Regions from separate parts of the Homo sapiens genome. Here region 2 is linked to region 1. Evidence: read pairs that join two places in POLR2A ChIA-PET (ENCODE). Cell type or tissue: OCI-LY7. All regions are shown on one strand. Each heading gives the region's core, and the rest is flanking DNA. Links, peaks and the distances in the headings are about the cores only.

What was found. ChIA-PET counts read pairs that join two places held together with the same protein. Peaks named below come from ENCODE experiments on the same cell type or tissue, not always from the same donor. Only the 100,000 strongest peaks of a DNase experiment are listed, where the experiment ranks them.
Region 2: POLR2A ChIA-PET joins it to region 1 with 12 read pairs; 2 of 35 experiments call an interaction of 5 or more read pairs at or near these places.

Annotation. Positions count from the first base shown.
Region 1 is chr12:49,935,063-49,950,711 of GRCh38, reverse strand. It overlaps LOC124902930 (a long non-coding RNA gene), which reads left to right and starts at 5,005. Exons shown (of 2, transcript XR_007063302.1): 1 at 5,005-5,087. LOC105369763 (a long non-coding RNA gene) reads right to left here and starts at 7,467. Exons shown (of 5, transcript XR_944948.3): 1 at 7,381-7,467; 2 at 6,233-7,263; 3 at 5,683-5,750; 4 at 4,397-5,324; 5 at 3,789-4,204. RefSeq lists enhancers at 3,961-4,836, 4,812-5,106, 4,837-5,713, 7,895-8,880 and a silencer at 4,933-5,173. In OCI-LY7, for the core only: CTCF peaks have their summits at 4,797 and 4,997 (motif pointing left); a DNase peak (open chromatin) is centred at 4,991; H3K4me3 peaks cover 297 bases.
Region 2 is chr12:50,295,509-50,311,157 of GRCh38, reverse strand. It overlaps LOC107984505 (a long non-coding RNA gene), which reads right to left. Exons shown (of 2, transcript XR_001749144.2): 2 at 14,691-15,482. Among named protein-coding and RNA genes, the nearest start is that of LIMA1, 20 kb to the right of the region's middle. In OCI-LY7, for the core only: no CTCF peak of the experiment used is centred there; no DNase peak of the experiment used is centred there.

The sequences.
Region 1 (15,649 bases), core at 2,338-7,337:
TATAGGGTCCTTCCATCCCGGATCTGGGCACGTGGCGGGGAGGTGGAGTCGTTGAGGCCAATACCTCTTCTCCTCCATGGCGGCCTCTGCCCCCATGCCCCATCCCAGCCCACCCACAGGCCTATCACCCTATCTTGGCCTTCACAGCTGACTAATGTTCCCCATTTAATGAGCTCCAGATAAGGACTGACGTCCCTGGTTTTCCGTGTTTGTTCCCTTGGTTACCCCAGGGCTGCTGCCCCAGGGCGTCTCCCAGCCCCCACAGGGTCTTGTGAATGGGAACGTCTGGTGGGGATTGTGCCCGGCCCCCATCTCTCTGACTCAAACTGTTGACCAAGGCAGGGGCAACACCTCACACAAAACTAAGAGAGAACATGAGTGCTGCTCCTTCTGGTAACTGGGAAGTTCTTCTGTCAGACCTCCAATTATTCCTGCTTCACAGGGATGGAAAACAACTGGTTGGCTTGTGACAAATTTCCAAGGCATAAAGGTTTGTGTCTTCTGTGCTTGCATTCTTGCAGCTAATCACCCATAAATCATTAAGCTTCACCTTCTCCTGGGAGCCCCAGCCAAACAGCAGCTCCTAGAGCCTGGGGGCACTGGGACCCTGGCCCTTGGTGATGGAGTCAACCTGGGGCGGCTGAGGAAGCTGAGGGTGTCCATTCTGGCATCAGCCTGTTCCATCTATGTGACTTAACCTTTCTTGTCTTTCTCTGTAAAATGGGGAGAATAAAACTGACCTAGTGGATTGGGGTTTGGATTGAATGAAACAATGTATGTCAAGTGCTCAGAGCAGCGCCTCGTCCACAGTAGGTGGTCAATGAATATCAGCCCTTACTTACAGTATTATTTGCACTTTGAGGAGAACAGGTCTTTGCACACTCATTTGTTGGGGTCCCAGAAGCTGTGACAGGTCCTAGAAACCCTGAGGAGCTCAGGGCCGCTCTGGCCACAGGAGAAAGACATTTCTGTGGGGCAGTGAGCTGTGCAGGCTCGGGGCGGCTGTGATGCCTGATAAGCAGCTCTCTGGCCTTGGTGCCCACTCAGCTCAGCATCTGGGCAGTGCTGCCTCCTGCTATCAGTGCTGCTGTGGCCACTGGGGTCCTGGAGGCGTTCAAGTCTAGAAGTTTCCCCAGCCCCACTCACTGGCCCTTCCCTAATCCCTCCAGCCTCGCTCCCTCTCCTGGGGATTCACAGCAGGGTCAGGCTCAGAGTGGGGACAGAAGGACGGGCTTCTGCACCCTGCCCTAGCTCCTGTCCAGCAGGTCCCTGGGCAAGTCACAGTCGCAGGAACAGAAATCTGGGAGAGATTGGAGACTGGAGTGGAGCGCTTTGTGTTGTATCATGGGGATGTGGGGTGGGCAGGAGGGGTGAGTATAGGCCCAGGGAGGGGAGTGACTTATCTAGGGTGCTCCAGCAGGTTAGTGGCTGAGCTGGGACTGGAGCCTGGTCTGGAGCTTTCTGCCACACCCCACACTACCGAGCCACATTCTGCGCCTCAGTTTCCTTGTCTGGACAATGGGAGTGTGGATGCCTACCCCATAAAGTTGTTTTGAGAATGCAGTAAGATAATGAACGGGAAGGTATTTTGCAACTGAGAATGTATCATATACATATATATATGGGGACTCGTGACTCCTGCTATTATGAAGGAGGAGGAAGAGAAAGCGGAAGAGGAAGGGGAGGAAGAAAGAATAAAAATTACCCATACAGAAGTGATGTTCCAAAAGAGCAGGGATTCCTGTGGGGTTTGTTCTCCTGTGTATTTCCAGTGCCTAACTCCTGGCCTGACACATAGACACCTGGTGCCCTGGCACTCTTCCCTCAGCCATCCCTCCCAACTTCAGGCATTCTGGGTCCTCCGGGAGAAGATCGACGGAGAGGGGGACCCCAACCCCTGTCATATAAAGGGCATCTGGGGCCCACCTCCAGACTCTGCACATAGGAAGAGACAAGGACTCAGAGGGGTCTGGCTGGGGTGTGCCTCTGCCCCCACCCAGGGAACATGCCTTCCCCACTGCTGGAGTGCAGTGGCTCAGCTCACTGCAACTTCCACCTCCCAGGTTCAAGCAATTCTGTCGCCTCAGCTTCCTGAGTAGCTGGGATTACAGGCACATGCCACCATGCCCGACTACTTTTTGTATTTTTTTTTAGTAGACATGGGATTTCACCATATTGGCCAGGCTGGTCTCAAACTCCTGACCTTGTGATCCACCTGCCTCGACCTCCCAAAGTGCTGGGATTACAGGCGTGAGCCACCGTGCCTGGCCTACTCCTTTCTTTTGTGGTTTCATGTATCACTTCTCCTGACCTTCGGATATACTGTCCACCCCAACTGGCCAAGTTCAGGACTGAGTCTCAGGGGTTCCTGGAAAACCTTCTCCTTGGGCCTCATGTGAACTGAAGCTGTGACAGTGGCTTCTAAATCCACACCCAACCATTTAGTTGCTGTGTGCTCTCGGATGGGCCACACACCCTTTCTGGTCTCTCCTTTGGTCAAGGTATTCACGATCTTGACAGAGTGGCCTACTGACCCTTGATTCTGGGAAGAACCACTCCTAACCCAGTCGGGTAAAAATCTCTTGCTTCCCAATACACCAGGATAGGTGTGACAGCTTCTCCTTGGAGCCCACAAAGACCCAACCCGAATTTGCATATGTTTGTGGTGTGTGTCTTGTGTGGTTGTTCAGTTACACAATCATACATTTAGAAGCTAATGGGATCTTAGAGATCATCTTGCCTGTGGATTTCAGTTTCCATGATGAGAACATGAATTCCAGAGAGAGTATGACCTGCCGCACAGCTTACAATAGTAGTCAGGACTCACATTCTGATCTGGCCCCTAGTCTGGGAGGAGGGGAAGGGGCCAACGATGACACGGCTCATGCCTGTGTTTGCATTTGACTTTCCCTTCATGCCAGGGAGGAAGAAGGTGTTCTCATCAAAGCTGGCGGGGCTTGGCTGTGCTTCTGGCTGGCAGCTCTGCTCACCTGCAGGGATGGCTGCATTTTTTCTACAATGGCCACTACACTGTTTCTTAGGAAGTCTATGCATCTATCATGCACTATTAATTAGAACATGACAAAAATTGCTGATGAATTCACAGCAATGTGAATGTGCTTAATGCCACTGAACTGTGCACTTAAAAATGGTTAAGATGAGGGCCAGGCGTGGTGGCTCACGCCTGTAATCCCAGCACTTTGGGAGGCCGAGGTGGGTGGATCACCTGAGGTCGGAAGTTTGAGACCAGCCTGACCAACATGGAGAAACACCATCTCTACTAAAAATACAAAATTAGCTGGGTGTGGTGGCACATGCCTGTAATCCCAGCTACTCGGAGGCTGAGGCAGGAGAATCACTTGAACCCAGGAGGTGGAGGTTGCAGTGAGCTGAGATCATGCCACTGCACTCCAGCCTGGGCAACAAGAGCGAAAATCCGTCTCAAAAAAAAAAAAAAAGTTAAGATGGTAAATTTTATGTTATGCGTATTTTATAGGCTGGGCTTGGTGGCTCATGCCTGTAATCCCAGCACTTTGAGAGGCCAAGGTGGGCGGATCACTTGAGCCCAGGAGTTTGAGACCAGTCTGGCAACATGGTGAAACCCTATCTTTACAAAAAATACTCACAAAAAATTAGCTAGGCATGGTGGTGTGCACCTGTAGTCCGGCTGATGTGGGAGGATTGCTTGAGACTGGGAGGCAGAAGTTGCAGTGAGCTGAGATTGCACTACTGCACTCCAGCCTGGGTGAAAGGGCGAGACACTGTATCACAGACACACACACAAAAAAGATATTTTAGATTTATTTAGATATCAGTCTTTAAAGTCAGAATTGCTCTTTTGCATGCATAAAAGGAAATTATAGGCAAAACAAATTGGCTAAAATAGTCCCCAGATTTCTTCACATTCAGAGTCCAATTTTTCTGAAACCCTCTTTGACTCAGAGCCTTGATTTTCTGCATGGTGTCACCTTCTGTGCCATCAGGAGCATTGGCAATGTGCCATTCTTTAAAAGATTGTCCACTATTGTTTCCACCATTTATTTTCAAGCCTCAGCCACTCATTCTGCAAGCTTTATTGCCGGGGTTTTCTTGCTTCACGTGTGACTAGCAATCATTCTGCCCTTTTCTCGGTAATAAAACAACACAACAGTTCCATTTACTTATGGGGCTCTTCCTTTCTTAGGTCTCACAAAACACTTGGCTGCTGTTTTGCAAGAAAATATGAAACTGTGGTCATTCTTCAATGATAACTGCTTCACTAATATAAAATTCTTGCTACACTCTTCTGTTTGCCCGCCTTTCTGCATACACAGTAACTGGGTTTAAATGCTAAACCACAGTGTAACCTTTTTGAAGACATTTTAAACAGCAATTAAGCTGAAGGCACGGAACTCACCTGACCAAGTTTAGGTATGCGCAGGCAATGACGGCCACTCCCAGCTGCCACACGAGCGGAAGAGCTCTTATGATGAGAAACGAGATACACCTTAGAATTGGTGAAACATGGCAGTTACAAGATTAAACCCATATGCAATGCCCATTCTGCCACGCGCTGTTCTAGACATTCTTGGATATATCAGCTCACTTAAATCCTCACAACCATCTTAGGAGCTAAATATTATCATCCTGTTTTTTAAAGATGAGGAAAATGAGACAGAGAGAGGTTAAGTAACTTTCCTGAGATTTCACAGCTAGTAAAAGTGGGAAGGCAGAATTAGAACTCCAGTAGCCTGGCTTTGAGAGAACTTTTTTGATTGTAAAGGTGAATCCCTAATTCATTCCCTGAAATAATCAAGATGGGAACGAGGTGGGAAAGAGTGCTTAAGGTCTTTGAATAATAAAGACACGGATTAGGGTGTTGTTTGCTGCTGGCTTGAAAGAGCAGGCGGGGACGGTGGAAAACAGGCGGTGGAAGGAGGGTGTCTGGGAGCTAGGCCGGGTTGAGCCGTGGCTGTGGCCGCGGCCGGTGAGGACGCCCCCTGCTGGAGCACTGTGATGGGATTCGGAGCAGCGCTGTCTGACAGTTGACGTGAGATGTGTTTCCTGCTCTGAGCTGAGTCACAAATGCCCTCTACTCTCCCCGAAAGGTCGGTAAAAGTGGGTCACACAGCAGGCCTGTGAGTCTGGTGCTTTGGGGACTGAGGGAGAAGGGAGCGGGTAGATCCACAGTCGGGGCGAAGCGGGACGAAGTGAAGAGAGCAGCCACGGGCCGCGGCTGGCAGGAGAGGAGGGTGGGAGTTGTGTCCCCGGACTCAGACAGCCTCTGAAGGATGGAGGGCGTTGGATCGTTGCAGCTCTGAGACACAGCGTGAGCCATTTGATTTCTGTGTAGGGTTTCCAGATAAAATACAGGACATCCAGGTAAATTTGAATTTCAGATAAAAAACAAATGATTTTTGTTTGTATAAGCATATTCCAAGCAATATTTGGGACATACATACTAATACCAAAAACATATTCTTTTACTGGAGGTCTGCAGACATCTGGCTTACAAACTAAATCTTCACAAGGACTTTTGGGGATGAGTTCTATGAGACCTATTTTACAAAGGAGGAAACTGAGGGACAGAGATTAGACAAGTTGCCCATGATCACAAGGCTAGTAAGTGACAGAAACAAGCTATGAATATAGAAATTCAAGCCTTCTCCTGATAATAGGCTGACTTCCTTCTCCAAACCCTACCTCAAAGGCCAGGTGGTCGTGACGGTTGAGGCCCAGGTGGAGGCAGGGAAGGCCACAGGTCCAGGCTCCTGGGGAGACACAAAGACAACTTCCTGCCATTTCCCTCCTGCCCATGGGGTGAGGCCCAGGGATGAAGAAGATGGGATCTTGCTAACCTCCCATGGCTCCCCACTGCCCTCGAGAAAGGCCAGACCTTGAACTTGGTGTGTCCTCCTTCTAGCCCTTTCATCTCTGAGCCTGATACCTATTGTTTCTTCTTTTGGAACCTGTGTCACCACCATTTCTCATGGCTAACTCTTCCTCTAACTCTAGGCCAGTGGCTTTCAGAGGTTTTTGATTGAGACCTGCAGTAAGAAATACATTTAATATCTTAACTAATAAACATGATCTCTCAGACAGACAGATAGATAGATAGATAACTGAAACTAACATTTCACAAAACAGTATTTCCTAAGTGTGATGTTGTAAATTCCTCTCTATTTCACTAACAAGTAATTCAGGTCACAACTACTAAATTGATTTTATGACCCACAAATGGGTTGCCACTCACAGTTTGAAAGACACTGGTGGAGGTTCTGGCTGAAAAATTGCTTTTTCATTGGGAGAGGCTTCCTGTAGGCCCATAACACACAGTCCCGGGGGCATCTGCCCAGGGTTTGCCTTGCCTTTTGTGTTGCTCACGGATGTGATTCTCTGTTCAGCATCGGGCTTCTCCTCTGGACTGTGAACTCCTAGAGGGCAGGGTCCATTTCTGGATTTGCTCACCATGGCACCGCAGTGCCTAGCACAGGCCCTGGCCCTTTAGAGGTGCTCAGTACATGTTTGTTGAGTGAATCAATGAGCAAACTGCCAGCCCTTATACCCCCCTTAAGCCCACTTGTGCCCTGCCCCACACCTGCTGTGTTGCAGCCACGTGGTGGTCCTCAGGGACCTGGTTCAGGGTAGAGGTTGATTCCTGGAGCTTGGATGGAGAGAGGGAGCATGTGCATGTGTGCACTGGTGGAATGAGAAGGGGCCAGGAACAAGTCTGCCCACATTTGAGAAAGATTAGATGTGGGGGGCTAGGGTCAGGGAAACCTTTCTAATAACACTGCTTTGTGAAACAGTGAGTTCCTACCTGCTTGGAGGGTCCAAGCAGGCTGAGCAAAATGCCAGAAAAGCTTGGCAAGGGTTTGTGCACCAGGGGAAGGGTTGAATAAGCTGACTAATGGGGTCCTGTCAGCTCTGCTGCGTGGAGGAGTACAGGCTGCAGGCTAATAAAGCTTCCTTATAGGAGGCAGCTGGGAGCCATTGTGGGCACTAGCAGGAGGGGAGAGCAGCTGGGAGGAGGAGTTGCAGGAGGGCAGTATCTCCTGATACTGCTCCTCCTCTGACCTCTGAATTCCTCCCAGTCCCTGGCTCCTTCCCCCATTACATCTGGAGGGGGCTGTCTGGGCTGCAGGCTCCAGAGCCAATGGTGCCTCTGTAGCCCCCGAGCTCCCTGGGCTTCCATGCACACTGTGGGAGTCCTCCTGTCAGGGCTCGGGGGCAGTGGAGAAGCTCTTACCAGCTGGTCCTGGAGAGCTGGTGTCTGTTTCAGCCCTATAGGGAGAGAGAGGAGCTGTGACTGCCAGGGCCAGGCCGCACCAGAGTCATTACCAGAGAAGGGGGTGGAAATTAGTGATGCCCCGGGACCTTGCTCACAAGGGTCACCCAAACCTGTTTGACTCCCTGCTCAGAGGAGCTGCGGCTGAACCACCCTGGCTCTCCAGTGCCTGCCTCCAGCATTCGTGGACTCAAGCGACTGGGTGACCTGCAGGACCTGGCTCAGCACCTGCCCAGGGCCCTGCTCTCTTCCGCCCTGCCTCACACCCCTTCCTGCCCCTCCCTAGCCTCAGCCTCTGACAGCCCTGTCCCTGTCCTTAAAGCCTGCCCTGCCCTTCCTTTGCCACACCTCTGAGTCAGGCTCACCCTTTTCTCTCAACGATGTGAGAAGTGGTTACAAACCCCATCACGTGAATTAGGGATAGGGAGGCTCAAGGAGGTTAAGCTGCCCACTATGTCCTGTGGCCCCGCCCTGCAGCCCCGTATTCCACCTCCATCGTAGCATGGGTCACGCTACCCCAGATGATTTGCTTAAGCTCCGAGGACGAGAGCCAGATTGAATTCGCCTTTGTTATCCCAACATTTCACACATGATTGGCATGGAGTAGACACTCCAAAAAATATAGAATGAATGAAAGTTTTGTCCAAGATCAAACAGCTAGGAAGCAGCCAAACTATAATTCAAACCCAGATCTTCCTGTATCTCAACCCAGCCCCACACCCTTCGCTCTCCTCCAGGAAGCCTTCTCTGACTTACTCAGTCAAGGCAGCTTCCCCTTCCCCCAACCCCCTCAGAATCCTGGGCATTTGGATGTGTTCCTATCCCCGTCTCCCCTGCACTCTCTGAAGGCAGGAACTTGGGATAGGGTCTCAGCTTGGCTCTAATCCTGCTCCTTCCCCAGAACCAGGAGGAGCTCTATGAGTGTGGGATGCCCAGGCTGAGGGTGGAGGGCTCAGGAAGGAGGGCCTCACCCAAATCAGTGGTGTCTTCCTGCCTGGGATCAGCCACCCTGCCTCATCGCCCCTGCTCATCGGGCCAGGGGCCAGGCTTCCACCTGGGACTGGGCCTGCCAGCTTCTCACAAGGGCCGGCCCAAGCCTTGGTATTCTCTGGGGTGGGTCCAGGTGGGGCATCTAATCCTCTGCTCATTTTGCTGCAATTCGATATCAGCTTCCAATTTGCATGCTCTGCTGCCATCCTTCCTTCCTCCTCTGGCCGCACCATGTATTTTCCACGGCTCTTCTGAGGGCCCCTTGGGTACCCTTGGGCTGACCTCACCCCAGGCCTTCTTAGGGCTGAGCGTTGGCCTTGGGATGGAGGGACCACTGTCCCCACAGTGGGAGCAAGGCCTGCATGACCAGCAGCCTGGGGTGGATTCAGGTTCCACCGTCTAGGCTGCCTGGCTGTGGAATCCACAGCCTCTCAGAGCTTCCGTATAAACATATGTAAAATTACCTGCACATGGCTGGTGTTAAAAGAAGAAGTTGAGGCTTCCCCAAGGGCTGAGGGCCCCATAGCTCTGGGAAGTCCTTTACCATATCTAACCATGCACTTCTGGCTACAAAGTCGGCCCATTCTCCTCTGGTTCTACTTGATGGACGTCTGTTTTCTTGAGATTTTAGCACACTTGAGGCAGTTCATTGTATTTATTTATTCATGCAACAAATATTTATTGAGCACCAGCCATGTGCTGAGCACCAACCATATGCCATTCACTGTTCTAAACTTGAAATATGTCAGGAATTGAAACTGACAAAGATCCCTGGCCTGCTGGGGCTTACAGTACAAAGGAGTTTATTCGGCCTATGGGGCAGTTTACTAGATGATGGCCCGTCTCAGCTTATTCTCCTCCACTTTAAACAACTTTCAGAAAAAGAGATGAAAAGAAATTGTAAATATTGAAAAATAACAGTATGTACTCTCAGATGTCATCTTTACCCCTGTCTCACCACCACTGCTTGAATTTAAGTAATGCAATTAGAAGTACAGGCTGTTGCTTAAAAAGTTAAACACAGAGTTAACATGTGATCCCACAATTCCACTCCTAGAATTGGAATCAGGTGTTCAGACAGTAACTTGTACACACATGTTCTTAGCAACATTATTCACAATAGCCAAAAAGTAGAAACAATTTAAATGTCCATCAATCTATAAACAAATTATGCTATAGCCACACAGTGAAATATTATTCATTCATAAAAAGGAAAGAAATACTGATGCTTGCTACAACACTAATGAACCTGAAAAACATTTTATGGGTTTTTTTTTTTTTTTTTTTTTTGAGATGGAGTTTCGCTCTTATTGCCCAGGCTGGAGTGCAATGGCATGATCAGGGCAGGGGTCACCACTCTTCACCCTTATTTTCTAGAGCTGCACCAGCCCACAGCACATGCTCAATAACCGTTTCCTATAACCAAACCCTCTGTCTCACCTGTCACATTGTTCCCGAAATTGCTACTCTTTCAAGAAGCCTATCCTGATGGACTAGTGGGCAAGCATTTCTTCATCCCAAGGTGACACCACTGGCCTCACCCCTCAATCCACTTCACATCTCACTGTGCAAAGACCTGCCACCTGCCTTGAAGACAGTGAAAATGGATCAGATGCTGGACCGATGGGCTGTCCATCCTTGGCCATTCAGTTATCTGCCCCAGGCATGTCTAAATATCCAACCAAGGCTCCTGAGTGTCTTGATACCAAGTTCCAAATTCTCAACAGACTCATCGCATGCCACCCCTGCCCACCTCATTACCCTAGGGAACTTCTGGCTACTTCATTCCTCCAGAGGTGACCTCTTGGGTCCCCTGCACACCCTCATACTGCCCAGAATACTGCATGGAGACTGTCCCAGCTGCAACATCCCTGCCTGGGACACCCTCATTCCCTAGAGCTCTGGCCTCTTCATCTGCATCCATCCATGAGTTCCCTTCTCCAAGAAGCAATCTTTTTTTTTTTTTTTTTGAGACAGAGTCTCACTCTGTCACCCAGGCTGGAGTGCAGTGGTGTGATCTCAGCTCACCGCAACCTCCACCTCCTGGGTTCAAGTGATTCTCCTGCCTCAGCCTCATGAGTAGCTGGGATTACAGGCACGCACCACCATGCCCGGCTAATTTTTGTATTTTTAGTAGAGATGGGGTTTCGCCATGTTGGCCAAGTGGGTCTCGAACTCCTGACCTTAGGTGATCTGCCTGCCTCGGCTTCCCATAATGCTGGGATTACAAGTGTGAGCCACCGCGCCTGGCCGAGACGCTCTCCTTCACCAAGTCCTTCCCCACTAAGCTTTCTCCCTCCCTGTTCTCAGCTCTAGTCAGATTCTGACTTATTCTGGGTGTGGTTCTGGCTCCCCATCAGAGGGTTTAATGTCCCCAAGCAGACTTCACCCTATCCTAGGATCATGGACAGAAATGGAAATAGGGCTAGAAAGCAGAGAACTCTCAGGGGTGCACAGAGGGGAGTGAGGCCCTGGAGCCTGAGCTCTGGGCAGCCAGGACTGCAGGAGGAGGAGCCCCAGGGGGCCAGGTCACATTCCTGTAGAGATTCTCTCCCTGGACTGGTGGGAGCTTCATGGAGCTGTAGGGAGCAGTGGTCAAGTGTTCTACTGACTCAAGTTCCATCAGCAGTTTCCCAGTAGTCCCCCGGAGCAACATGAGGTAGCCCTGGGTCCCCTAGGACTCCAGCAATGGGCTGGGCAGAGGGCCTGCTGGGGTGAAGGGCATAGGATGGGGTTGGGGGTCCAGCTCAGGAGAGGGGTTTCACACCCCACAACTCTGCAGTCAATTGGAGAGGAGAGGTGGATGACCCTAGACCTTTGACTTATCAGAGCTGGAAGGAAAGTTAGTGATTTTCTATCTTTTCAGTGGTTCCTAGGCCCAGGGCCCAGGGCTGCACAATAGTTTAAGTGTTCTCAAACTATTTGCTATATCTCACTGGGTACACTAGGCTCTGAATACTTCCCTGATAGGAGGCTGCAGTCAAGTAACTCAGCCAGAAAGAGCCTCTGCTTTTGACTGGAATTCTGTCCACCCAGGGTGGCACTGCTTGCTATCTGTTGCAGATCTGAGTCTGCTCTATGAGCCTTTCTTCCAGTTAATAAGAAATGGGGAAACAAATTAATCTTCACACTCTGCTCAGAAACATTTTTCTTTCTTTCTTTTTTTTTTTTTTTTTTTGAGAAATCTCGGCTCACTGCAACCTCTGCCTCCCAGGTTAAAATGGTTCTCCTGCCTCAGTCTCCTGAGTAGCTGGGATTACAGGCATGCGCCACCATGCCTAGCTAAGTTTTGTATTTTTAGTAGAGACAGGGTTTCTCCATGTTGGCCAGGCTGGTCTCGAACTTCTGAGCTCACGATCTGCTCATCTTGGCCTCCCAAAGTGCTGGGATTACAGGCGTGAGCCACTGCGCCTGGCCTAGAAACATTTTTCAAAGCATGACATCCACGGCAGCAGTGGAGGTGGGGATAGATAAAAGACAGTGTCTCTTCTGGTGAAAAGGTAGGAAATGATCCACCCCAACCCTGCAGGGGATGTACCTGAGGTCCAGAGAGGGAAAGAAGTTTTTCCCAAGGTTGCACAGCAAACCATGGAGACGTATCAAATGTGAGCACAAGTCCCTGACTCCTGGACCAGAGCACTTTCTACCAGGCCACCTGCCTTCCCCACTCTCCCGGGGACCACAGAGACCCTCATACATGTGATTTACTCCATTTTACATTTATAGGTTCCTATTCCTCATGAGGGCAGTCTTTCAATACCCCCTTGCCTTCTCTCTCCAGAGTCTTTGACCAACCTGTTTGTCAAGAGTAAGTGCCAAAAGAGTCCATACTATATGATTCCATTTGTGTAAAGTACAAAACCAGAAGAAATTGATCTATGCTGTTACAAGCCAGGACAGTGGTCACCCTTAGAGAAAGTGGCACCTGGCGGGGGAAGGAGAGTCTAGATGTTGGCCATGCTCTGTTTCTGAACCAGGTTCTGGTTACACAGGTGTGTTCAGTGGGTGGAAATGCATCAGGTTGCACACTAATGACATGTGCATTTTAAACTGTTTGTATACTTCAATTAAAATTTTAAAAAAGTTAAATTTAAATGATCAATAAATACTCATCTTGAATGATGGAAGACAGCACCTTGGGCCTGTTTCTAAGCAATGTATTGACTACTGGACAAAATTACACCACCATCAGCCATCCACAGTGCTGTGGATGCCCTCCCTCCCCACCGCTGCAGCTTGGCCGGTCAGCCGAAGGCCCCAGCACAGGGAGGTGGAAAATTCTGCCTCTTGCAATACCCAAGCTTCACCAGGACCAGTAATCTCTGGCCCAGTCACACAGAGCCTCCTGGGATTTGAGCCACAGTTGCAGTGAGTGAGGACCCTGAGGGGAATGTCCAACCGGGTGACAGGGAGAGGGCCTGCACTGGTGGTAAGGCAGGCAGGAGACAGCAGATATTAAATGCCCTCCTGGGGAAAGGACAGCTGCAACCCACGGCCTGGTGGGCCTTGGAGCTGTGAGCTGACTCAGGTGGACACAATAACATCTTTCAGACAGTTTTGGACTGGCCCAATTCTTGGGTGAAGAATGCAGCTGAGTGTATGAGTATGTGTATTGGTACAAGTATGTGCTTGTGAACATGCCTTCGTTCTAGCTGTTCCTTCTGCCTGGAACACTTTATCCAACTGCCTGAAACCCTCCAGCCCTTGTCTCTACCTGGTCAAATCCTAGGCGTGCTTCAAGCTCAGTTCAAATGTGTGATGTGGCCTGAGGCCTGACACCTCCTTGCCTCCCAGGCAGAACGAATCCTTTACTCCTTCTCTGGACCCACCATATGACCTAGCACTCACCCCACCAATCAAAATAGTGGGGTGTGCTGCCTCCAATTCTGGACTGTGCCCTCCCTGAGGACAGGGGCTATGACACTCTAGCTCTCTTGTCAGGATTGTTTAAGGGAATATATAAGTGCATATATCTCTGGGAGCATATATTAGAATCAATTAGGACTATCCCTCTAAACAAAGAAAATCATTAGCAGATTAATTAAGAGTCCTGTTCAGAGTGCTAATTCAAAGGCTAAAAATCTTCTAGCTTAAGCAGGATCCAATGTTTGATAAAACCTGTCATTGGGTTACCGTATTGATTGAGGCTGAGCCTTAGCTGTGGAATGCCTGAGTGTGCAATTCACACATAATTCCTCAAGTGATTTGGGCACATTTTTCTCTTATTGACGAGCATTATAATGACTATAATAAACCAAAGAAACCTCCAGTGAAACAACACATGACTATGCTTGTCAATAAAGGTGTAACCATTAATTTAATGAATGCATTTCCCAAGTGCTTCTTTGTTAAGGATGTTTGCCTAGATTCTGACCAGAATAGAAATGGTGTGAATGACGCAATAGCATTCATTAGTTATCCACTCATTCATTCATTTACCAAATCCTCAGCCCCACCATAGTCCTAGGCTCCATGCCAGGGGCCATGGGAAATACTTTCTTTCTTTCTTTTTTCTTTTTCTTTTTTTTTTTTTTTGAGATGGAGTTTCGCTCTTGTCGCTCAGGCTGTCCCCCAGGGTGGAGTGCAATGGTGCGATCTTGGCTCACTGCAACCTTCGCCTCCTGGGTTCAGGTGATTCTCTTGCCTCAGCCTCCTGAGTAGCTGGGAGTACAGGTATGCACCACCATGCCTGGCTAATTTTGTATTTTTAGTAGAGATGGGGTTTCGCCATGTTGGCCAGGCTGGTCTCGAGCCCCTGACCTCAGGTGATCCGCCCACTTCGGCCTCCCAAAGTGCTGAGGTTATAGGCGTGAGCCACCGTGCCTGGCCTGGGGAATACTTTCAAGTGAACAAGACCCCTGCCCTCAACAAGCTTACCTTCCAATAAGATTGGAGATCCCAGCAGCCTCATTTGAATACAAGACACTATAAGAGGCATACTAACGAAATGTCCAGAGGAAGGCATATTCCGAATGGTGAGCCTGGGGAAAGTTCCCTAGAGGACATAGCATTTGGTTTGGAATGACATGAATATGCAGGATTTTGTTAATAGCAACATATTTTTTCCCTTCTATGCAAGTAATTCGTGCTTTAGAATGGCCAAAGCAATCTTGAAAAAGGAGAATGAAGTTGTAGGAATCACACTTTTTGATTTTAAAACTTTTGTTTATAGCAGGGTCCTGGGGTCACACCTGGTTCTGCCACTTTCAAATACGTGAATTTATTTTTATTTTTAATTTAATTTTTTTTTTTTGAGACAGGGTCTTGCTATGTTGCTCAGGCTGGTCTCAAACTCCTGGGCTCAAGAGATCCTCCCACCTCAGCCTTCTAAGTAGCTGAGATTAGAGGTGTGCACCACCACACCGGCTCCTGATTTTAAAACTTACTACAAAGCTACATTCATACTCTGTATCAAGACTGTGTGTAACTGGCATAAGGATAGATATCATAGATCAATGGAATAGAATTGATAGTCTAGAAATAAACCCATATATTTAGGGGCAATTGATTTTCAACAAAGGTGCCAGGGTAATGGGAAAAAAGAGAAATAGTAGTCTTTTCAATAAATGATCCTGGGAAACTGCATATCTACATGCAAAAGAGTGAATCTGGACCCCTAAACAAAAATTAACTAAAAATGACCAAAGACCTAAGTGTAAGAGGTAAAACTTAAAACTCTCCTAAAACACAGCCAACCTTGGTGGCTCATGCCTGTAATCCCTACACTTTGGGAGACTGAGGCAGGAGGATCACTTGAGGCCAGGAGTTCAGGACCAACCTGGGCAACATAGTGAGATGCCATCTCTACAAAAATTAAATAAATAAAAATAATAAAATTCTCAGAAAACATAGAGGTAAGTCTCTTCGACCTTTAATTAGGCAAATTAGGCAATTCAGACATCCAAAGTACAAGTTAAAAAAGATAAATTGGACTTCGTCAAAATTTAAAACTTTTGTGCTTCAGAGGACACCATCGAGAAAATGAAAAAACAACTGATAGAATGGGAGGCGATATTAGCCAATCATATATCTGATAAAGATCTAGTTTCCAAAATATCTAAGGAACTCTTACAACACAACAATAAAAACGCAACTCAATTTAAAAAGGGGCAAAGGATGTGAATAGTTATTTTTCCAAAATATAGATACAAATGGCTAATAATAATAAGCATATAAAAAGATGCTCAACATCATTAGTCACTAGGAAAATGCAAATAAGAACCACGATAGGATACTACTTCACACCCACTATCATGGCTATAATAAAAACAGACACTAACAAATATTGACAGGGATGTGAAGACATCACAACCCTCATACATTGCTGGCGGGGATGTAAAATTGTGCAGCTGCTGTGGAAAACAATGTGGTATTTTCTCAAAAAGCTAAATA
Region 2 (15,649 bases), core at 5,793-10,792, 360 kb before region 1:
TACAGGCGTGAGCGACCCCACCCAGCCTGGCTAATTTTTTTTTTTTTTAAGTCAAGATCTCACTCTGTTGCTCAGGCTGGAGTGCAGTGGTGTGATCATAGCTCACTGCAACCTCAAACTCCTGGGCTCAAGCCATCCTCCTGCCTCAGCCTCCCAACTAACTAGGACTACAGGCACATGCCACTACACCCAGCTAATTTTTTTTATTTTTACTCTTGCTATGTTGCCGAGGTTAGTCTTGAACTCCTGGGCTAAAGCAATCCTCCCACCTCAGCCTCTCGATGCTGGGATTACAGGCATGAGCCACAACACTCAGCCTAATTTTTAAATTTTTGGTAAAGACAGGGTCTTCTTATGTTGCCCAGGCTGGTCTCAACCTGAGCTCAAGTGATCCTCCTGCTTCAGCTTCCCAAAGTGCTGTGATGATAGGCATGAGCCACCACACCTGGCCAACTATTATACTTTAATACAAAGAAAAAAAATTACCTGTGCTTCCTGGCAAAAAGATCAAGTTACCTTCTAAGGATATCAAACCAGTTTGGCATCAGAGCTCTCAACAATACTCAAAGCCAGAAAATAGTAAAGCAACATCTACAATTGAATGAAGGGAAAAAATGTGCACCAGGGATTCTAAATGCCAACAAACTGTCCTACAAGTAGCAAGGCTATAGAAAAAAAGTCTTCAGTGTGCTAAACATCAGGGACTATTATACTCATTAGTCCTTCATGCAAACAAACTGCACCCAACTAAGAAAGGACTGAGAAAACTTCAGCAAAGAGACTGATGGCGAGTGTTGAATATATTTAGCTGAATATCCAAGACTAAAACACAAGTGGAGATATGAATAGTGATGCGGTTCAGAACACTCTACCTCTTGGCATTTGAGAAAACAGCAGAAACATGATCACTCTCACTTTTCTCTCACCCTTCTCCCCAGAAGCAGGTCACAAAACCCTCATGTGAGAGGTACCCTCCCTATGCCCAGAGGAAGGGAACATCCTTATCTCTGAAGACAGAGGGACATAGGAGAGAATCTGAACAAACAGACCTTGCTGAGTTTCTCCGAATTTTTTCCCATTAGTTCATACCCCTTTCTCCTCCAATCATATTTCCCCTTGACTGTTCACATTCCATCAAACTGAGCATAAAACATACAATTTTCCCTGTTTCTTTGGGTCTTCATTTCTGAAGGCTCCTGTGTCATGTAAAGACTTGTGAGATAAATTTCCATGCTTTTCTCTTGTTAATTTGGCTTTTGTTATAGGGATCTCAGCCATGTACCCAGTAACAGGTGAGAAAATAAATCTTTCTTCCCCTGCAATTGTATATAAATTTTATATGCTCTGACAATTTAGTAATTAAACAAAAAAAGAGAGAGAGAGAGAGAGAAGGAGTATAGGCTGGGTGCGGTGGCTCACACCTGTAATCCCAGCACTTTGGGAGGCTGAGGCGGGTGGATCACCTGAGGTCAGGAATTCAAGACCAGCCTGGCCAACATGATGAAATCCCTTCTCTACTAAAAACACAAAAAATTAGCTGGGCGTGGTGGCAGACGCCTGTAATCCCAGCTACTCGGGAGGCTGAGGCAAGAGAATTGCTTGAACCTGAGAGGCAGAGGTTGCAGTGAGCCAAGATCATGCCACTGCACTCCAGCCTGGGGGACAAGAGCGAAAACTTTGTCTCAAAAAACAAAACAAAACAAAAAAAGGAGTATAAAGAAGTAGAACTGGGGCTAGGCACAGTGGCTCCTGCCTGAAATCCCAGCACTGTGGGAGGCCAAGGTGGGCAGATCACTTGAGGTCAGGAGTTTGAGACCAGCCCGGCCAACATGGTGAAACCCCGTCTCTATTAAAAATACAAAAATTTGGCCGGGAGTGGTGGCTCACACCTGTAATCCCAGCACTTTGGGAGGCCAAGGCGGGTGGATCACGAGGTCAGGAGATGGAGACCATCCTGGCTAACACGATGAAACCCTGTCTCTACCAAAAAATACAAAAAAAGTTAGCCAGGCATGGTGGCGGGCGCCTGTAGTCCCAGCTACTCGGGAGACTGAGGCAGGAGAATGGCCGGAACCCGGGAGGCGGAGCTTCCAGTGAGCCGAGATCGCGCCACTGCACTCCAGCCTGGGTGACAGAGTGAGACTCCGCCTCAAAAAAAAAAAAAAATTAGCTAGGCATGGTGGTGCGTGACTGTAATCCCAGCTACTCAGGAGGCTGAGGCAGAAGAATCGCTCGAACCTGGGAGGCGGAGGTTGCAGAGAGATGAGATCGCACCACTACACTCCAGTCTGTGCAACAGAGGGAAACTCCATTTCAAAAAAAAAAAAAAAAAAGTAGAATTGGCTCATTGATTATCTCATAAGTAAAAAGTAGGGATAAATGATGTCATTTAAGGCCAAGAAACTGGATATTATGTATTTTACTTATTTATTTGTTTAGAGACAGAGTCTCGCTCTGTCACCTAAGCTGGAGTGCAGTGGTATGATCATGGCTCACTGCAGCCTTGACCTCCCAGGCTCAAGTGACGCTCTCACCTCAGCCTCCTGAGTAGCAGGTAGCTGGGACTACAGACATGATGAGCCACCACACCCAGCCAAACTGAGCATTATAAACCAAAATATATTAAAGAGGATAAGAATAAATACTAAGGACCAGGTACAGTGGCTCACACCTTTAATCCCAACACTTTGGGAAGCCGAGGCGGGTGGATCACGAGGTCAAGAGATCAAGACCATCCTGGCCAACATGGTGAAACCTCGACTCTACTAAAAATATGAAAAAATTATCTGGGCTTGGTGGCGCACGCCTGTAGTCCCAGCTACTCAGGAGGCTGATGCAGGAGAATCACTTGAACCTGAGAGGTGGAGGTTGGAATGAGCCGAGATCGCGCCACTGCACTCCAGCCTGGCAACAGAGTGAGACTCCATCTCAAAAATAAATAAATAAATAAAAATGAAATTACAAAAATTAGCCAGGCATGGTGGTGCGAGCCTATAATCCCAGCTACTCAGGAGGCTGAGGCGGAGAATCACTTGAACCCAGGGGGCAGAGGTTGCAGTGAGCCGAGATCGCACCGCTGCACTCCAGCCTGGGTGACAGAGCAAGACTCCGACTCAAAAAAAAATAAAATAAAATAGGCCAGGCATGGTGGCTCACGCCTGTATTCCCAGCACTTTGGGAGGCCGAGATGGGCAGATCACAAGGTCAGGAGATCGAGACCATCCTGGCTAACATGGTGAAACCCTGTCTCTACTAAAAAAAAATACAAAAAATTAGCTGGGCATGGTGACCGGCGCCTGTAGTCCCAGCTACTCGGGAGGCTGAGGCAGGACAATGGCATGAACCCGGGAGAAGGAGCTTGCAGTGAGCCAAGATCGCGCCACTGCACTCCAGCCTGGGCAACACAGCACGACTCCATCTCAAAAAAATATAAATACAATACAATACAATACAATACAATAAATACTATACAATAAAATAAATAAATACTAAGAAAGATAATACTATTAACTAAAATTGGATGGTGAAGGGCACAGAGGAGAGAAGGAGGAGGTTTCAAGTTCTTTCATTGTTGCTCCAAATAGGAAACTAATAGTCAATGGCTAAAGAAAAAGGGGACCGAGGTGTTATATGAATACTGATATAAAGGTAATAATTACAGGCCAGGTGGGGTGGCTCATGCCTATAATCTCAGCACCTTGGGAGGCCAAGGTGGGCAGATTGCTTGAGGTCAGGAGTTTGAGACCAGCCTGGCCAACATCTCCACAAAAAATACAGAAATTAGCCAGGCATGATGGTGCACACTTGTAGAGCCAGCTACTCGGGAGGCTGAGGTGGGAGGATCACTTGAACCCAGGAGGCGGAGGTTGCAGTGAGCCAAGATCATGACACTGACTCCAGCCTGGGTGACAGAGTGAGACCCTGTTTCAAAAAAAAACAAAAACAAAAAAACAAAAAAATCGCCGGGCAAGGTGGCTCACACCTGTAATCCCAGCACTTTGGGAGGCCAAGGCAGCCAGATCACCTGAGGTCAGGAGTTTGAGACCAGCCTGACCAACATGAAGAAACCCCGTCCCTACTAAAAAAAAAAAAAAAAAAAATTAGCCAGGCATGGTGGCGCATGCCTGTAATCCCAGCTACTCGGGAGGCTGAGGCAGGAGAATCACATGAACTTGGGAGGCAGAGATTTTGGTGAGCCAAGATCACGCCATTGCACTCCAGCCTGGGCAACAAGAGTGAAACTCCGTCTCAAAAAAAAAAAAAAATAAATAAATAAAAATAAAAAAAGAAGAACAAGCAATAACAAACAAGAATTTAGGAGAACTAAACAATGATGTTGATGAGCTTGCTTATTTATTTATTTAGAGATGGGGTTTCACTCTTGTTGCCCAGGCTGGAGTGCAATGGCGTGATCTCGGCTCACCTCAACCTCCACCTTCCCAATTCAAGCAATTCTCCTGCCTCAGCCTCCCGAGTAGCTAGGATTACAGGCATGTGCCACCACGCCCGGCTAGTTTTGTATTTTTCGTAGAGATGGGATTTCTCCATGTTGGTCAGGCTAGTCTCGAACTCCCAACCTCAGGTGATCCACCTGTCTTGGCCTCCCAAAGTGCTAGGATTACAGGCGTAAGCCACTGTGCCATTCTGGTGAGCTTATTCATAAGATGGGTAAAAAGTTTGTGAATTATTTATTATAAAATTGTACGTGATGGTGTATCAGTTATCTATTACTGCATAGCAAATTACCTCCAAAATTTAGTAGCTTAAAACAACATACATACATCTCATAATTTCTGTGGGTCAGGATTTAGCAGCAGTTTAGCTGGCAGGTTCTGGCTCAGGGTCTTTCATGACATTGGAGTCAAGATGTTGGCTGGGGTTGCAGTCGTCCAAAAGCTTGGTAGAGGGTAGGGGAAGAGGTTGGAGGATCTGCCTTCAAATTAGCTCACTCACATAGTTCTTAGCTAGAGGCCACAGGGACCTCTTCATAAAGTTTCTTGAGTATCCTTATGACATGATGACTGGTTTCATCCACAATAAATGGTCCAAGAGAGGAAGGATGAAGCCACAATGCCTTTATATGACCTAGTCTTAGAAGTGACACACTGTCAGGCCAGGCGCAGTGGCTTACACCTGTAATCCCAGCACTTTGGAAGGTCGAGGCAGGAGAATCCCTTGAGCCCAGGCACTCAAGACCAGCCTGGGCAACATAGTGAGACCGTATCCCTGAAAAAAAAAAATTAGCTGGGCATGGTGGCATTTGCCTGTGGTTCCAGCTACTCAGGAAGCTGAGGTGGGAGAATCACTTGAGCCTGGAAGGTTGAGGCTGCAATGAGCCATGAAAAGAAAAAAAAAAGTGACATACTGTCATTTTTACTCAGAAGAAAGTCCAGGCCGGGCACGGTGGCTCACGCCTGTAATCCCAACACTTTGGGAGGCTGAGGCGGGTGGATCACCTGAGGTCAGGAGTTTGAGACCAGCCTGATCAACATGGTGAAACCCTGCCTCTACTAAAAATACAAAAATAATTAGCTGGGCATGGTGGCGGGTGCCTGTAATCCCAGTTACTCTGTAGGCTGAGGCGGAAGAATTGCTCGAACCCGGGAGGCAGAGGTTGCAGTGGGCCGAGATGGCGCCATAGCACTCCAGCCTGGGCAACAAGAGCGAAGCTCCATCTCAAAAAAGAAAAAGAAAAAAAAGAAAATCCATAAACCCCACCCATGTTCAAGGGGAGGGGCGTTTCACATTTTATAGGGAGAAGCATCAAAAAATTTGTGGGTTTTTTTTTTTTTTTTTGAGATGGGGTTTCACTCTTGTTGCCCAGGCTGGAATACAGTGGTGTGATCTTGACTCACTACTGTAACCTCTGCCTCTCGGGTTCAAGTGATTCTCCTGCCTAAACCTCCTGAGTAGCGGGGATTACAGGTGTGAGCCACCATGCCTGGCTAATTTTTGTATTTTTTAGTAGATATGGGTTTTCACCATATTGCCCAGGCTGGTCTAGAACTCCTGACCTCGTGATCCACCCACGTCAGACTCCCAAAGTGCTAGGATTACAGACGTGAGCCACCGCACCCGGCCTGGAATTTGTGGTTTTAAAACCATCACAGATGGTATACTAAAAGTAAAAATTTGGATTTTTTATTAAAACAGAAAATTGATCCTTGAGTATATAGTTTGCTGTCAATGCTCAGATAACACTAGTTTCTTTTCTTTTCTTTTTTTTTTTTTTTTGAGACGGAGTCTTGCTTTTGTCACCCAGGCTGGAGTACAATGGCATGATCTCGGCTCACTGCAACCTCCACCTCCCAGGTTCAAGCGATTCTCCTGCCTCAGCCTCTTGAGTAGCTGGGATTACAGGCACCTGCCAGCATGCCCAGCTAATTTTTTGTATTTTTAGTAGAGATGGGGTTTCTCCATGTTGGCCAGACTGGTCTCGAACTCCTGACCTCAGGTGATCCGCCCACCTTGGCCTCCCAAAGTGCTGGGATTACAGGCATGAGCCACCGCGCCCAGCAACACTAGTTTGTTAAATTACTAAAATACTTTTATACAAGAGCCTGTTAACTTTCTGAGTCTTGTTTCCACAGTAGTCACTCAACAAATGTAGAAAGGGAAGGAAGGGAATATTTAAAAGTTGTAGCAAGAAATACACAAAAACTACATTTGGTCAGCATGACTCATTAATGGGAATGATCCAAAATTATCTGACTCATTGGAAGGTAAAGACCTTTGGAGGATAGTGCAATTTTCAGATTTGGACTTTGTCCTGCTTGGGCTTAAAAGGGCTTTGCCTTTATCCAAAGCCTCAAGCAGAAGACAGAACAAGAGGATAAGGATAAAGTCTTTCTTGCAAGTATGTGGTGATTATCTCCAACTAGGATGAAAGTTACTTATAGAAGACAACATCGGGGCCAGGTGCGGTGGCTTGCGCCTGTAATCCCAGCACTTTGGGAGCCGAGGAGGGTGGATCACAAGGTCAGGAGATCGAGACCATCCTGGCTAACGCGGTGAAACCCCGTCTCTACTAAAAAATACAAAAAAATTAGCCGGGTGTGGTAGTGGGTGCTTGTAGTCCCAGCTACTCAGGAGGCTGAGGCAGGAGAATGGAGTGAACCCAGGAGGCGGAGCTTGCAGTGAGCTGAGATCGCGCCACTGCACTCCAACCTGGGTGACAGAGCAAGTCCCCGTCTCAAAAAAAAAGGAAACGATATCTTTTCTTCTTTTATCTACTTTAGCTACTCAGTGAATGAACTGTCTGGCCTGGCGTGGTGGCTCATGCCTGTAATCCCAACACTTTGGGAGGCCAAAGTGGGTGGATCACTTGAAGTCAAGAGTTCAAGACCAGCCTGGCCAACACGGCGAAACCATCTCTACTAAAAACACAAAAATTAGCTTGGTGTGGTGGTAAGTGCCTATAATCCCAGCTACTCAGGAAGCTGAGGCAGGAGAATTGCTTGAATCTGGGAGACAGAGGTTGCAGTGAGCCGAGATCACACCACTCTGTCTCAAAAAAAAAAAAAAAAGAGAACTGCCTAACAGAAATAAATATTTTTAAAATATGGTCAGCTTTTATTTCAAGTAGTAATTTATAATTACAAGAGTGCTGAAACCAAAGCCTTGGCTCCCAATTCTGCTATGTAAATGAACTAATTAAAGTTCATAGTTTTAATTATTTTTCTTTTTTTTGAGACAGGGTCTTACTGTCATCAGGCCAGAGTGCAATGGCGGCACGACCTCAGCTAACTGCAGGCTCCATATTCTAGTCTCAAATGATCCTTCTGCCTCAGCTTCCTAAGTAGATGGGACTACAGGCATGTGCCACCACCCCTGCCTACTTTTTGCATTTTTTTGTAGAGTTGGGGTTTTGCCATGTGCCCAGGCTGATCTCGAACTCCTTGATTCAAGCAGTCCATCTGCCTCAGGCTCCCAACGTGCTGGGATTACAGGTGTAAGACACTGCGCCTGGCCATGGTTCTAATTCTATTCACCTGCTATACAAAAACCCAGGTTTAGCAGCTCCTGACATTGTCTATTAATTACGAAAACAAAAACAAATTAAGCAACCCTAAAGCACAATACTATACTTCCCTAATAAATCTAATGAAAAAAATCTCCCAATGAAAGGAGATAAACTGAACACATCTGGGATTCCTTTCAGGGTAAAGAATCTGTGGATGACTCTTTTAGAACCAGCTCCCAGAGCTCAATTGTCATGAACTTCCATCACATTTAAATGAGTGGAATAAACAGTTTGCTTTCCAGATGAGGTCAGTTGCCACAAGGATGTGGCCGGGATGAGACTGCTGACCTTTTCTCACTCCTTGGGAAGGCATTGTACATTTTCATTCCAAAGCATCCTTTTTTTTTTTTTTTTTTTTTTTTGAGACGGAATTTCACTCTTGCTGCCCAGGCTGGAATGCAATGGCTCAATCTTGGCTCACTACAGCCTCTACCTACCAGGTTCAAGCGATTCTCCTGCCTCAGCCTTCTGAGTAGCTGGGATTACAGGCACCTGCCAACATGCCTGGCTAATTTCTGTATTTTTAGTACAGATGGGGTTTCACCATGTTGGCCAGGCTGGTTTCAAACTCCTGACCTCAGGTGATCTGCCCACCTCGGCCTCCCAAAGTGCTGGGATTACAGGCGTGAGCCACCGTGCCTGGCCGCCAACATTCTTTAACATGGTTCAGTGTTCCACGTAGTCCTCTTACCCAATGGACCTAGCTCGGTGGTGTTCTTTTAATGTTAGGATCTGGAAAATGTTAACGATGTTTTTGACAACTACAATACCTAAAACTTTTAGCTATTTTCACTCTACTTTTCCCAGTTTCTTTACCAAGATAGAATATTTTGAAGTATGGTGGCGCATCACTGGAGTCCCAGCCACACGAGAGTCTGAAGGGGGAGGACTGCTTGAGCCCAGCAGGTTGAGGCTGCAGTGGAGCATGATTGTGCCATAGCACTCCAGCCTGGGTGATAGAGCAAGGTCTCATCTAAAATATATATATATTACCGGCATGAGCCACCATGCCCGGCCTTGTATGTTAATCTTAAACCCAGCCTCCTTGTTTTTTTTTTTTTTTTTTTTTTAAGATGGAGTCTTGCTCTTGTCGCCCAGGCTGGAGTGCAGTGGCACAATTTCGGCTCACTGCAACCTCCACCTCCCAGATTCAAGCAATTCTCCTGCCTCAGCCTCCTGAGTGGCTGGGATTGCAGGTGCCTGCCACCACGCCCAGCTAATTTTTGTATTTTTAGTAGAGACAGGTTTCACCATGTTGGCCAGACTGGTCTCGAACTCCTGACCTCAGGTGATCCACCTGCCTCGGCCTCCCAAAGTGCTGGGGTTACAGGCGTGAGCCACTGTGCCCGGCCTTGTATGTTGATCGTAAACCCAGCTTCCTTGTTAAGTGCAATTACTATTTCTAATAATTTACGGTTATATAATTTGGAGCTTTCCACAAAGACAAGCATATTCTCTGTCAATGTTTCTTCCTTTTTAGTTCTTATATCTTTTATTTCTTTGTATTGACTTACTGCCCTGTCTAGAATTTCCTGTAAAATGCTGATAGAAGCAGTAATTATAGTGGACATCCCTATATTTTCCTAGTTTTAGATAAAATTTTCTAAAGTTTAATGTTATGAATGATGTTCAATTTAAGTTTTTTGTAGATTCCCCTTAACAAATTAGGAAATTTTCCTTTTTAGTTTGCTAAGCTTTTATCATGAATGGGTGATAAATTCAAATGCTTGTTCTACATCTTTAGAGATGATGATACCCCCATCTGTTAATAGGCAACTTAACATTGATACTTTTTTGGTTTTGTTTTTTAATGTGAAACCACTCTTATATTCTGGAATAAATCCACCTAGATCATGCATACATATTATCTATTTAATATACTGCTGGATTCAGTTTACTATTTATTTATTTATTTTTATTTCCAAGCACACTCACCATAACAATTTATTTAGAATTGATGTATCTATGATAATGAGTGAAACTGGCCTTTCATTTTCTTTTTCTCCCTGTTTGGTTTGGTTTCTTTTTTTTTTTATTATTATTATACTTTAAGTTCTAGGGTACATGTGCACAACGTGCAGGTTAGTTACATATGTATACATGTGCCATGTTGGTGTGCTGCACCCAGTAACTCGTCATTTAACATTAGGTATATCTCCAAATGCTATCCCTCCCCCCTCCCCCTACCCCACAACAGGCCCTGGTGTGTGATGTTCCCCTTCCTGTGTCCATGTGTTCTCATTGTTCAATTCCCACTTATGAGTGAGAACATGTGGTGTTTGGTTTTTTTGTCCTTGCAACAGTTTGCTGAGAATGATGGTTTCCAGCTTCATCCATGTCCCTACAAAGAACATGAACTCATCATTTTTTATGGCTGCATAGTATTCTATAGTGTATATGTGCCACATTTTCTTAATCCAGTCTATCGTTGTTGGACATTTGGGTTGGTTCCAAGTCTTTGCTATTGTGAATAGTGCCGCAATAAACATACGTGTGCATGTGTCTTTATAGCAGCATGATTTATAATCCCTTGGGTATATACCCAGTAATGGGATTGCTGGGTCAAATGGTATTTCTAGTTCTAGATCCCTGAGGAATCGCCACACTGATGGTTTGGTTTCAAGTTATCACAACTTTATAGAAAGAGCTGGAGAATATTTCTACTTTTTCTGTTCCAGAAAATTTTATATAAGACTTAAATAATCAGATCTTTGAAAACCTGAACGAACACCTAAATAAAGTCAGGTGCTTTAACTGCAAACAAAATTGCTTTTAATGTTGCTTTCAGTAACATATAGCAGAATATCCTTTTAACAATGGCTTGATCAATGAAGACATTTAAGTATTTCCTTAACAAGAAGTCTTTCCAGAAACAGTATTAACATCTGAGTGTGGCCAGGTGCGGTGGCTCACACCTGTAATCCCAGCACTTTGGGAGGCCGAGGTGGGAGGATCACGAGGTCAGGAGATCGAGACCATCCTGGCTAACATGGTGAAACACCGTCTCTACTGAAAAATATAAAAAATTAGCCGGGCGTGGTGGCGGGCACCTGTAGTCCCAGCTACTCAGGAGGCTGAGGCAGGAGAATGGTGTGAACCCGGGAGACGGAGCTTGCAGTGAGCTGAGATCGCGCCACTGTACTCCAGCCTGGGTGACAGAGCAAGACTCCATCTCAAAAAAAAAAAAAAAAAAAAATCTGAGTGTTCTGCTCTCAGTGGTGCAGCACCTGCATGACACTGTAACAGAAAGTGTAAAAAAGTTTATACTACACATCTGATCAGGCTCAAATTTATGCCTGAACAAAAGAAGCCCATAAAGAAAGAGCTTTTGGAAATCAACCAATCAAGGAAATATTATCTATTTATTTATTTTTATTTTTTGAGATAGGGTCTTGTTCTCTCGCCCAGGCTGGAGTGCAGTGGCACAATCACGCCTCACTGCAGCCTGGACCTGCCCGGCTCAATCTATCCTCCTACCTCAGCCTCCTGAGTAGCTAGGACTACAGGTGTGCATCACCACACCCAGCTAATTTTTGTATTTTTTATACAGACGGGGTTTCGCCGTGTTGTCAAGACTGGTCTCAAATACCTGGGTTCAAGCGATCCACCTGCCTCAGCCTCCCAAAGTGCTGGGATTACAGGCATGAGCCACCAGGCTTGGCCAATTAAATATTGTTAGGTGTTATAGTGTAAGGTGGATGTACATACATACAAATGAATATATTTTATTTATATAGAATCAGAGAAACAGTTCTGTGCATTTTTATGCTTGAGATAGATCCAATGCACTATAGGACAAAATATTTGTCCATGCAAAAAAACAGAATTAGGGACTGGGTGCGGTGGCTCATGCCTGTAATCCCAGCACTTTGGGAAGCCGAGGCGGGGAGGGGTGGGGGTGGGGGTGGGGGGGATCACCTGAGTTCAGGAGTTCGAGATCAGCCTGACCAACATGGTGAAACCCCATCTCTACAAAAATACAAAAAAAGTTAGCCGAGGTGGGTGCCTGTAATCCCAGCTACTCAAGAGGCTGAGGTGGGAGAATCGCTTGAACCCGGGAGGCGGAGGTTGCAGTGAGCCAAGATTGTGCCATTTGCACTCCAGCCTGGGCAACAGAGTGAGACTCCATCTCAAAACAAAACAAAATGAAAAACAGAATTAGGAACTTTAAGTTCTAACACTAGCTTGCCTTCCTTGAAACTTAGGTATAAGGTCCAAATATTGTACTTTTTATATTCTCAGGGCATAAACAGTATATAGCATATAGTACATAAACAGTATATAAAAGTCTAATCTTCATTTTGTTCTTCAATAATATGGGAATACTGATACAGATATAACTATAAATTAGTATGACCAGTCCAATTGAGACTATTTTATGTTTTGGCCAATATTCTGAATATAAAAATTGACCATTATTCTGTATGATCCCTAAAGTACATTGAGATATTTGCACACATAACTGAAAATCTGTTATTTGCTAATATGGATGTGGAGAGCTTCTCAATAAATAGCTAGGGCATTTGGAAAATGTTTTTTCTGCTTTTTGGAATAAAATTAATTGTTAAATGTCAGGTGTGTTGGGGAGATGGGAGGAACAACCAGAAACAAATTAGGCAGTACCACTGTCTGTTTCACAGGATAAGGGTGGGAGGAAGTGAAGAGAGCCCAAATCTGGTAATTTAAGGTGACAGACACTAATAACAAAGGTCTTTGAATTTAAAAGCTGCAGCAAGAAAGGACATAATTAAATTACATGAGGACAAAGAAGGATAGAGAAAGACTAAAAGGTGCTCTCAGGTGAGCCTTCCACTACAGCTGGGTACTGTTCTCAGAGTTCCCTAGAGAGTCTTCTACCATCAAGTGACATTTGAGGTATTAAACATGTGCGATGGGATTGGACACCTTGAGCATATGATCCTTAAGAGGCTGACAGTGCACACTTCCTGCTGAACTAGTTTCTTATCCTAGAGTCTGATCCCTGAGCTCAGGTGTTCTCCTGTCCTCCAGTACTTTTCAAACTTCTATCATTCTGTTACTAAAAAAGAATGAGGAAGAACCAAGAGATCAACTTCAGCTGTGGGCTATGCAATTTACCTCCAGAAAACTTCTAAGCCTGGGAGAAGTGAGAAAGGGATCAGTTTTACTGAGTGTGTACTCTAGGCCAAGCAGAATACTAGATGTCATTTAATTTAATCCTCATGATAACACTGTCAGCCAAGTGTTATTATTGCAAAGGAAGAAGCTGAGGCTTAGAGAAGCTAAGAAACTTGTCCCCTGACTCATAATAAGTAAAAGAGAATGCAAATTAATTCTGACTCCAAAGTTTATGCTTATTCCACCAGGATAAGGGATCCCTGACAATAAGTGTTTACGCCTGGATGTTTCTCTCCCTTTTAGCAATGCATTTGTAACATTTCCACAACAGAATGACTTTTTACTGAAACAATTTAACCTTCTGACCTGGGCACCATGGCTCCCACCTGTAATCCCAGCACTTTGGGAGGCTGAAGCCAGAGGATCACTTGAGGTTGGAGTTCCAGACTAACCTGGCCAACATGGTGAAACCATGTCTCTACCAAAAATACAAAAATTAGCCAGGCATGGTAGTGCATGCCTGTAATCCCAGCTACCCAGGAGGCTGAGGCAGGAGGATCACCTGAACCTGGGAGGCGGAGGTTGCAGTGAGCCGAGATCGTGCCACTGCACTCCAGCCTGGATGACAGAGCAAGACTCCATCTCAAAAAAAAAATAAATAAAAAATCTGCATACTCAGAACCTGACAAAATCCCAAAGGTTTATGAAGTACAGGAATATTCGTGTATGTGCGTTTAACATCCTAAAAGAGTGAAAGGAAGTACACTAATCCTGCCAACAGTAAGTTTTTTAAAAAGGAAAATAACTTCCTCCTTCATTTATTGGAATTGCTTGGAAGCGGAAGTCAGGAAATCCCCTTCCTTGATTTGTGGTATTTATGTGGCTAACTGTTGTTCCCAAAGAACAGAATTTATTCTGGTTTACCCTTTGAAATGTTCTATATATTTTTTCATTATTCTTTAATAGAACCTGGTTTTGGTTATTTTAAAGATTTCCACATGATGAGTTTATTTTACTCCCTTTTTTATATTTGGAGAAAAATGAAGCTCAGGCAAAGAATGCCTAATTACTTCTTACGCATAAAAATGCACATTCAATACAATGATAACTTACTATCCTAGAAATTAGTTACAGAAAATACCTTTAATATACACATATATTTCCGGTTAGAGTAAGAGATGTTTGGGAAGAATGCCAATTGTTCACACGTATAACATTCAGCCTGGCCGGGCGCAGTGTCTCTAGCTTGTCACCCTAGTACTTTGGGAGGCTGAGGCGGGCAGATCACCTGAGGTCAGGAGTTCAAGACCAGCCTGGCCAACATGGTGAAACCTCACCTTTGCTAAAAATAAAAAATGAGCCAGGCATGGTGGCACATGCCTGTAATACCAGCTACGCAGGAGGCTGAGACAGGAAAATTCCTTGAACCCAGGAGGCAGAGGCTGCAGTGAGCCAAGATTGTGCCACTGCACTCCAGCCTGGGTGACAAAATGAGACCCCATCTCAAAAAAAAAAAAAAAAAAAAAGATTCAGCCTTTTTTCATAATACCTAAAAATAACTTCAGAGTTCTTTTCACCAAAGTAAAATAGTTTTCTTTATTAAAAAGATTATCATAGACATATAGTAAAATGGAATAGAACAGAATTTCCAAAAATGGACCCACACAAATATATTTATTTAACTTTCAACAAAGCAGCCAATGTAATTCAATGGGGGAAAAGATAGACTTTTCAATAATAGTGCTGGAACAACTGGATATTCACATGGAAAAACTCTGACCCTTAACTATAGGTTAGAGCTAAAACTATAAAACTTCTAAATCTATAAAACATAGGAGAAAATCTCTGGGGCCTTGGGTTAGACAAATATTTCTGTTCTTTTCTTTTGAGACGGTCTCCCTCCATCACCCAGGCTGGAGTGCACTGGAGCGATCCCGGCTCACCGCAACTTCCGCCTCCCAGGTCCCAGCGATTCTCTTGCCTCAGCCTCCCGAGTAGCTGGGATTACAGGCACGTGCCACCACACCCAGCTATTTTTTTTGTATTTTTAGTAGAGATGAGGTTTCACCATGTTGGCCAGGCTGGTCTCAAATACCTGGCCTCAAGTGATCTGCCCACCTCAGCCTTCCAAAGTGCTGGGCTTATAGGCATGAGCCACCACACCTGGACAAGAAAAAGACTTCCTAGGTAGGATGCTGTAATCCCAGCACTTTGGGAGGCTCTATAGAAAAATACAAAAATTACCTGGGCGTCATGGTGTGCACCAGTAGTCCCAGTTACTTGGCGGGCTGAGGTAGGAGGATTGCTTGAGTCTGGGTAGTTGAGGCTGCAGTGAGCCATGATCATACCACTGCACTCCAGCCTGGGCAACAGAATGAGACCATGTCTTAAAAATAAAATAAAACAGGATGCAAAAAGCACAAGCCATAAAAAAAAATTTGGTAATTTGTACTTGAAAATTTTAAACTTCTGCTTTTTTTTTTTTTTTTAGATGGAGTTTTACTCTGTTGCCCAGGATGGAGTGCAGTG